Regions from separate parts of the Homo sapiens genome. Here region 1 is linked to region 2. A link is a contact called in ENCODE Hi-C or POLR2A ChIA-PET data. All regions are on one chromosome and are shown on one strand. Each heading gives the region's core, a stretch centred on a gene start or an enhancer-like site at or near the end of the contact. The rest is flanking DNA. Distances are from core to core; before and after follow the strand shown. Region 1 overlaps AAK1 (AP2 associated kinase 1). Region 2 holds the start of MXD1 (MAX dimerization protein 1).

What was found. Hi-C counts contacts between places; a loop is a spot of excess contacts on that map. ChIA-PET counts read pairs that join two places held with the same protein, here RNA polymerase II (POLR2A). Pooled maps may share reads with other maps.
Region 1: a loop to region 2 is called in a map of K562, with 5 times the contacts of the local background. The contact joins the enhancer-like site here to the promoter of MXD1 in region 2. A Hi-C loop is called at or near these places in 1 of 168 maps with a recorded cell type or tissue (K562), 1 of 37 single-sample maps with no recorded cell type and 2 of 50 pooled maps. POLR2A ChIA-PET finds 5 or more read pairs at or near these places in 2 of 52 experiments (PC-9 and activated CD4-positive, alpha-beta T cell).

What each region holds. Positions count from the first base shown.
Region 1 is chr2:69,564,008-69,567,681 of GRCh38, reverse strand. The region is part of intron 2 of AAK1 (AP2 associated kinase 1); the gene reads left to right. Among named protein-coding and RNA genes, the nearest start is that of SNORA36C, 46 kb to the right of the region's middle. Within about 2 kb of position 2,166, at least 5 of the 41 ENCODE cell types and tissues checked have a DNase peak (open chromatin) inside an H3K27ac peak, as active enhancers do.
Region 2 is chr2:69,912,415-69,916,574 of GRCh38, reverse strand. It overlaps MXD1 (MAX dimerization protein 1), which reads right to left and starts at 1,466. Exons shown (of 6, transcript NM_002357.4): 1 at 1,172-1,466; 2 at 355-454. The coding sequence starts at 1,244. LOC124906176 (small nucleolar RNA U13) reads right to left here and starts at 3,880; the gene lies at 3,776-3,880. RefSeq lists a silencer at 863-1,092 and enhancers at 1,743-1,942, 2,043-2,152, 1,635-2,240, 2,253-2,302.

The DNA.
Region 1 (3,674 bases), core at 917-3,416, 350 kb after region 2:
AAGAGGATGTTCTCTTAATATATGTCCCTTCTAGTCCATACTAGACTCTAACCTTCTGAAGGTCTGGTAAGGGTTTTTGTTGTTGCTGTCATTGTAGTTTTGTTGTTTTTTTAAAATTTTTTATTGGTATCCTTTATGGTACTCAGCAAACACATTGTATAACAAACACTTGAGAACCTGCTATGGAGCAGCCACTGTGCTGGGTGACAGAGATGCCACAGTGAATCAGTCATCGTCCCTGCCCTTGTGCAGTTTAGAGTGTACAGGGGAAGAAGGCATGCAACCAGGAATTACCCTATAAGTATTTAATTATATTCATGGTATGTCCTGGAGGGAAAGTAGAGGGTGCTGTGTATACCAAAGAACTTAATCATATGGGAGTGAGGGCCAGGGACCATCAGGAAAGGCTTAGCAAGGAAGTAACGTTTAGCCTGAAATCTGAAGGATGATTACTAGGAGTGGCTCAGGCCAAGAATGGGGTGAAAGGGCCAAAGGGAGAAGCATGTGCAAAGATCCTTAGGCAGATTGGAGCATAAGCAATGCTGAAGAAGAAAGAAGGCTCTTGTGGCTGGAACAGAGTGAGCACTGGAAGGTGGAGGTGTATGAGCTAGGTTGGAGAGAGACCACATCACTCTGGGAATTGCGGGCCTTGGTCAGTATTTGGAGTTTTATTCTAAGAGGGGTGAGAAGCCATTGCGAAGTTTCAAATGATATTAAGTTTCTGATGTCTTTCAGCATATCTCTCTACATTTGCCAGATAGCTAACTCTGTGGCAGCAGTACGGCAAAGGTGGGGGCGGGTAGCTTGTGGAAAGGCCCTTTCTTGGTTAGCCTTAGCTGATAGCCCAGGCCCAATGTGCTGTGGTTCTAGGTGCAGTAATCAAAAAGTCTCTGGTATATGTGAACCAACTTGATTTCTTAAACTCTTCCCTTTTGTTCCAGGCAAGTATTTTTCCTGGAAAATTAATTTTTGAGAGGAGGAGGGAGACTCTTGCCAAACCCCTAAAAAGAACCTCCTGAGCTGGAGATCCTCCCCAATCAATCATAACAGTCCTGGAGAGAAAGAACCAATAGCCAGGCCAGTGTGCCATGTTCAGCCTGGGCTGTGGCCTCGATTGGGTTCTGTTGATGTTTCTGTACCACCTCCACAACCACCACCGTTTGCCAGTCTCTGATTTTGTGCCCACAGCTTGAGTGGGGAGAGAGGGAGTTGAAAACCTCAAGTCATCCCCCATCTGGGTGTTCTATCTGCTTGGGGAAAGGACTGCTTTGACATGTTCTCCAGAAGGAGCTGGCACATGATGATTTTTAATTGAGGCAAGTGAGGAGAGATTGACATTAAAAAAACAAACCCCAAGCCCCCACTGAAATCAGTGTTGACACATGCTTTGCATTGACCTTTTCTCCTGGAAAAAGCTTTGCTGTGCTCCTTGCCATCTGTTCTAGAGTTTTGAAAACTTTTGTTCCTTCCGAAGCTTTTGGCAAAGTTGTCTTCAATGTAAGTTGTGGATGGGTGTTGATCAGCCTCTTGGGGGTCATTCCTTGTGGGAGCTCACAGATGCTGTGGATAGAGCACCCAAGTTCTCACCATGGAGAGGACACTCTCCCACTTGAATAGTGCACCCAGGTTCTCACTGTGGAGAGGACACTCTGCCACCTGAATAGTCCACCCAAGCTCTCACCATGGAGAGGACACACTCCCACCTGAACAGTGTACCCGAACTCTCACTGTGGAGAGGACACTCTGCCACCTGAATAGTCCACCCAAGCTCTCACCGTGGAGAGGACACTCTGCCACCTGCATAGTGTACGCAAGCTCTCACTGTGGAGAGGACACTCTGCCACCTGAATAGTGCACCCAGGTTCTAACTGTGGAGAGGACACTCTCCCACCTGAATAGTGCACCCAGGTTCTTACCGTGGAGAGGATACTCTGCCACCTGAATGGTACACCCAAGCTCTCACCATGGAGAGGACACTCTCCCACCTGATCAGCTAGACAGGCAGAGCTGTGGGCAGTCCCTCTTGCCTTTCACTGTGCCATTTCTCTTCTCCCTTCCCTGGGAGTGGAGGTGTTCCTGCATGATCTGCTGCTGCAGGGAGGGGACGGCAGCTTGAGAGGGGACACCAGTTGGCACCCTTGCAGTCTAGCCCTGGTCCGGCCACTAGGTGGCAGTACTAAGGAGGATGCTTAGGCTTTTCACTGTGTTTTAGTTTCCCAGTTGGTCAAGTGGAGGTTGTAGTACATGACCTGCTGACTTCACAGGCCCTTGTAAAGATGGAAGCAGGGCTGTCTGGTTCAGTCCTAGCTTAGAAATGTGTTTTCATTAAACTGCACAAGGTTTAAGAGATTTTTAAAAGTTTGTTGCCTGATTTTTAAATCAGGAGCTCTCACCTAAAGATCCAGCTGTTTTTAGCAGTCAAAAGACTTGACAACTCTTAGCCCACGTTCCTTCGTGACAGCAATTGGCTGGCATTGAGGAATGGCTGCCCCATGAGCAGGGGCATGAACTTTCTCAGGGCCACCGGCCCCACTCCTCCCTGTGATCTTCCTGACAGTGAGTCTGTGTCATCACACACCCTCCATACGTTTTGTTAAAGCTGGACTGTGTCACTCCTTTATGTGATCTCCCTGGCTCTTCAGGCATTTGGGTTTGTGCTCTTGATCTCGAGAAGATATTCCAGATTTAGAATTTTATGATAAGTAATGTATCATACAAATACAAAGTGGTTTTTGCAGGGAGGTGGGGGTGGAAGGGAAAGGCAGGAACACCTTCTGTGTGCTAGGTGCTTTGCTTATCATTTGATCATCCCCAAAGCTTTGAGGTAGGAGTGGGGGTGGGGAGGATATTGTGAGTTGGTGCACAGTCCTGATTGAAGGACTATGACCTAGGGGCTGGTTGATACAATCACGTGGTCAGATAGCCTGCATGTCAGAAGAAGGGCTTTAGCATGAAGTGAAAGCCCTTGGCAGGTAAGAGGACAGCCTCAGGGAAATTGTAGCTTACCTGAGCCAGGATTCGAACTTAACCTGTTGGGCTCTAAAGGAATACTACATGTCTCAAGGTGAAGCGGGGCATAGCTCCTTCCCTAAAAGCTGCCTGTACACATCTACACCTTCGGTAGGCATGTAAGTGAGGGCTATTTGCATGACTTGTAGTGGTGTAGTCTTTTTGTCTTTATAAAATACTTATACCTAGAGCTGTAGAATATTTGGGGGGTAAATTTTTCTCTCCTTTGTAGCAGAATTGCTCCTTTTTTTTTTTCTAGCCTTTCTCCAAAATTACACAGCTAAAAGTAGAGCTACTTTGAAGGTGAGGAGGAAGCAGTATACAGAGCCCTACCCTTGTAAGGGAGGGAGGTCAGTTTTTCCTCGTGCAGCCACTGAAGTACCTTCTGTAATCCTAGGGCTTGGAGGAACCCAGTTTAAATAGTAGCACTCATTTAGTCTTAATTTCTTTTCTTTTCTTTTTTCTTTTTTCTTTTTTTTTTGAGATGGAGTCTCACTCTGTCACTCAGGCTGGAGTGCAGTGGCGTGATCTCGGCTCACTGAAACCTCCGACCCCCTGATTCAAGCAATTCTCCTGCCTCAGCCTTCCGAGTAGCTGGGATTACAGGCATGCGCCACCACACCCAGCTAATTTTTGTATTTTTAGTAGAGACAGGGTTTCACCAT
Region 2 (4,160 bases), core at 217-2,716:
CTTATAGAAAACTTGCCCTGAATCTGCAACTTCTGAAGGGAAAATACTGTCACCATTGCTAATCTCACTTGAAGCTTCCACAGATTTTTTTGTTCCAAAAGGGAAGAAAAGTGAAATTAAATTTTGAATAAAGTTCATAAAGAAATGTAAAACATTTCTATTTTTCTTTTCAGTTCCCTCAACCCAAACAGAAACAGCTTCCTGCAATGGCTTAAGTCCATGTGTACATTACTGAATCATGACGGCCACAATGTAATTTTATAGGGTTATAATCACAACAGAAAACTTACATTCAGCAGTTTGTGTCACCTACAATATAATCTAAAAGACAGAAAGAAGTATTTACCAAATTACCTGCTACTGCTGTTATTCTTTTTGGATTTGTTCCTCCGTTTTAAGGCATCTCTGTCCTTGTTATTGTATGGTAACATGGAGGCATAACCATGTTCAGCTTCTAGAAAACAGGAGGATCCAGTTAATGAATGGGCCCAGAATATTTAATGCTCTCTCCTCTCTACAGTATTTCCTTTTTCCTTTATTTATCTTTAAAAGAATATTGTGGAAATAATTAAATGGAGTAAGGTGGAATTCTGAGAACAATGATTTAAAAAAAAATTGTGTGAATATCGTCAATTCGGAGCAGGTGTAAGGAGGATTCCAGCTGCTCATTGTTGAGAAAGACACAGTAGTGGCTAGGCTCACGCAGCCTGGGTTTCCCACTGGCTACATCCAGCAGGTTGGTGCGGGTTAAGTGGAACCAGCTCAGGCGAAGGTGCGGGGCAAGCACCGTGAGCCGGGGACCGGGAGGCGCTGCTCCTCTGCCCAGGAGACTGGGGCGCCGGGCCCACCTGGGGGCCGGCCGGGACCAGCCCGGGTGAGGTAAACCAGGGAGGCTATCGGAGGGGGCCCCGGCCACCCACTCGTGAAGGGCTGGGGAAGGGGCGGCGTTCGGGACCCCGGCGGGCGGCAGCCCCTTCTCCACCCCATTCATTGCTTTGGGGCAGCGGCGGCTTCCCTTCGGACCGCGCGTGGGGAGAGCCAGAGGGGTTGGGAGCGCTCGCGGTCTCCCCGCCTCCAACCACCCCCGGAGCGGCTGGGCGCCCGGACCTGAGGCCGGCCCCACAGGACCCCCGGCCTCGTTTCGAGTGGACCCCTCCCCGTCCCCGTGCACCTCTCTCCCGCCGCTCCAGATAGTCGGCCGCCTCCAGCAGCATCTGGATGTTCATCCGAACCGCCGCCGCCATTCTGCACCGGGGGCCGGAGCCACGGGACCAACCCCCACTGCCCACGGGCTCGCTGCCGCCGCCGGACCGCTGTGGAGCCCGCTATGGAGCCCGCTGTGGAGCCCGCTGTGGACCCCGCGGAGCAGGGCTGAGGGAGCCTCTCTGGCAACCACGCTCGACAAGAGAGGGAGGGGGCCAGTGAGCTGGGCACCGCCGACACAGTGACAGAACCCGGAGCAGAGCAGCAGCCGCCACCGCCGCGGAGTGTTTATCCCCGACTCACCATCTCCCCGCCCCCAGCCCCTTCTCTTGACAGGCCAGCTTCGGCCGCGTTCCTCATTGGGCCCCCCAAAGAATGCCCCGCCCCTACACTTGTGCGATTGGGAGAGGGCTTCAGGGCTCCACCCCGCAAAGTCCGCTCCTCTCGCTGGTTGGTCACACTTGACAAGGCCCGGGCTCCACCCCCTCTTTCCAACTGGTGACAGGATTCGCAACTCCGCCTCGTGCTCCTTCCTTGTTTCCCATTGGTTCTATACCAACAACCCGGGCCCCCTTTTGCTTTGTTAGTATTGGCCAAGAGCTGCAGAAGGCAAGCACCTCGCCGGTCTCCCATTGGTGAAGCCTTCGGAAACCTCCCAGCTACGATGATGTCACCTTTCTCCAGGCCAGGCGAGCCCTAAGTGGCTGATGGTCAGCAGCCTGGCTGCTCCTCACCGGGTCTGGCATTGGCTGGGAGGGCCGGTCCGGCGCTGGGCGGCGCTGATTCACCAGCCGCTGCGGAGCTCTGCTCCACCCGGCCTTGCCTCGGACCTGTTGCCAAGACCTGTCCCCGGGGAAAACTTCCGGGGACCTGCCAGGCGTCCATCGAATGGAAGGCTGGCACCTCGTGTCGCCTGGGCGCTCTGCCCCGCTTGGGTTCGGGGCCGGAGCCCTCGGTCTGGTGGCCGCGGCCCTGGAGGTTCTGGGCTTCGCGGAACTCGGGCTGGCGAGGGCCCAGCCTCGAATCCTCCCGAAGAGCGGTGCAGGCTAGTGGCCGGTGAGCCGGGAGCTAGGGCAGGCGCCACGTGGCTGCTGCGGGGCTTGAGAAGAAAAGCCGGCCGTTGTTAAATGCTCGCCGCTCGGCGTTTTTTCTGCCCTCAAGAAAGAGCTGGAATCGGGCTGCAGTATACAGCATTGAGCTCATGCGCCTTTTCCGCACCCCCCTCCACCCCCGGGAAGTGATGGAATAATTAATTACTTTCACGCGAGCGGCTTTTTAAAGCTCAGAGACTTCCTGAACCTACAGAATGGCATTAAACCCTAAGATTCTTTGCTTAAATCTCTTTTGGGGTTTTCCCCTCCCTTTTAATTCTAGATGAAAACACTCACAAGATTATTGTTTTTGTTTGTTTGTTTTGAAAGGGAGTTTTGCTCTTGTCGCCCAGGCTGGAGTGCAATGGCGCGATCTCGGCTCACTGCAACCTCCTTCTCCCGGGTTCAAGCGATTCTCCTGCCTCAACCTTCTGAGTAGCTGGGATTACAGGTGCCCACCACCACGCCCGGCTAATTTTTGTATTTTTAGTAGAGACGGGGTTTCACCATGTTGGCCAGGCTGGTCTCGAACTCTTGACCTCAGGTGATCCACCCACCTCAGCCTCCCAAAGTGCTGGGATTACAGGCGTGAGCCACCGCACCCGGCCAAGAATACTCTTTAAGACGTCTGCAAATTGTGTGTTTCCGCATGGGGTGGTACCAATATAAATGCTTAATAGAATGTTACGTATACAGAACTAAAAAGGTTAAAGATCGGTCCCTAAACCTATTAAAATTTTTGAAATGAAAGCTATCTGGCAAACCAAGCTACACTGCCAATGTACTGACAGACATCTCCAATTTTAAAAGTAGAAATAAAGTTCTTGGTAGGTTGAGTCCCCAAAATACAAATGAGTAAAGCATGAACATATTTCTTTTTTTAAAAGTTTATTATTGTTGCCAATATATAATAGCTTACTATGTGTAGGTATCCTACCTACATTATCTCTAATCCTCAATATAACCCCATGAGGTAGGTTGTGTTAATTACATTTTGCACGTGAAGAAACTGAGGCCCAGGGAGGCTAAATGATTTTCCCTGTCATGCATTCAGCTGCAGACATGGAAACTGAACCTATGTATGTCTCACCCAGAGCCCAAATTACCAATCCTCCTGTTGGTAGTTGTATAAAGACAAGGTGGTTTAAACAGATTTCCAGACTGAGTCACAAAACACTGACAACTCAAGTACTGAAGAAAAAGAAAGACAAAGGTGTAAATGTAATTATGGTGGGAAATATTAAACATGTATTTTTTAATGTCCACAAACCCACTAAAATTAAATCAACTCAATAAATAGAATAAACATGTAGTAAATCATGCCTGACATATAGGCATATTCTGGTTTCAGTGGTTAACTGGATCTAAAAACTGATTCTTTATGAAAATACTAATGAAATACACATACTGAAGGTAAAGGTTTTCAAAGCACAATACAAAGTTGGAAATGAAGGTAGAAATATAACAGTTTTTTTTCTCCATATCAGACAGGTAATGTACTAACGCTGTAACAAGCTCTTTGGGAGGCACATCTCATACATGCAATGGGAACACCTAATTACTATGTTTATGAACTATAAAAGGATCTAAGTTTTAAAAGAGTATTTTTAAATTGGATGTTATTTGTAAAACAAACTTCAAAATCATAAACGAGTGCAATTCTACTAAAGTACCCAAAGTGATAATACTAAAAATGCTTTGATTTCATTATCCTGACATTTTGGATTTTGTATATATTTATATTTTCTCTTTAATTTTATTACAAACATTTGGCATATGTCTTTAGTCTCTTACTCTCAACTCTTTATTTTAACCAAGTCCTATTTCAGTATCATGACCCTTCCTCTACAATCACCCTGACCAGAA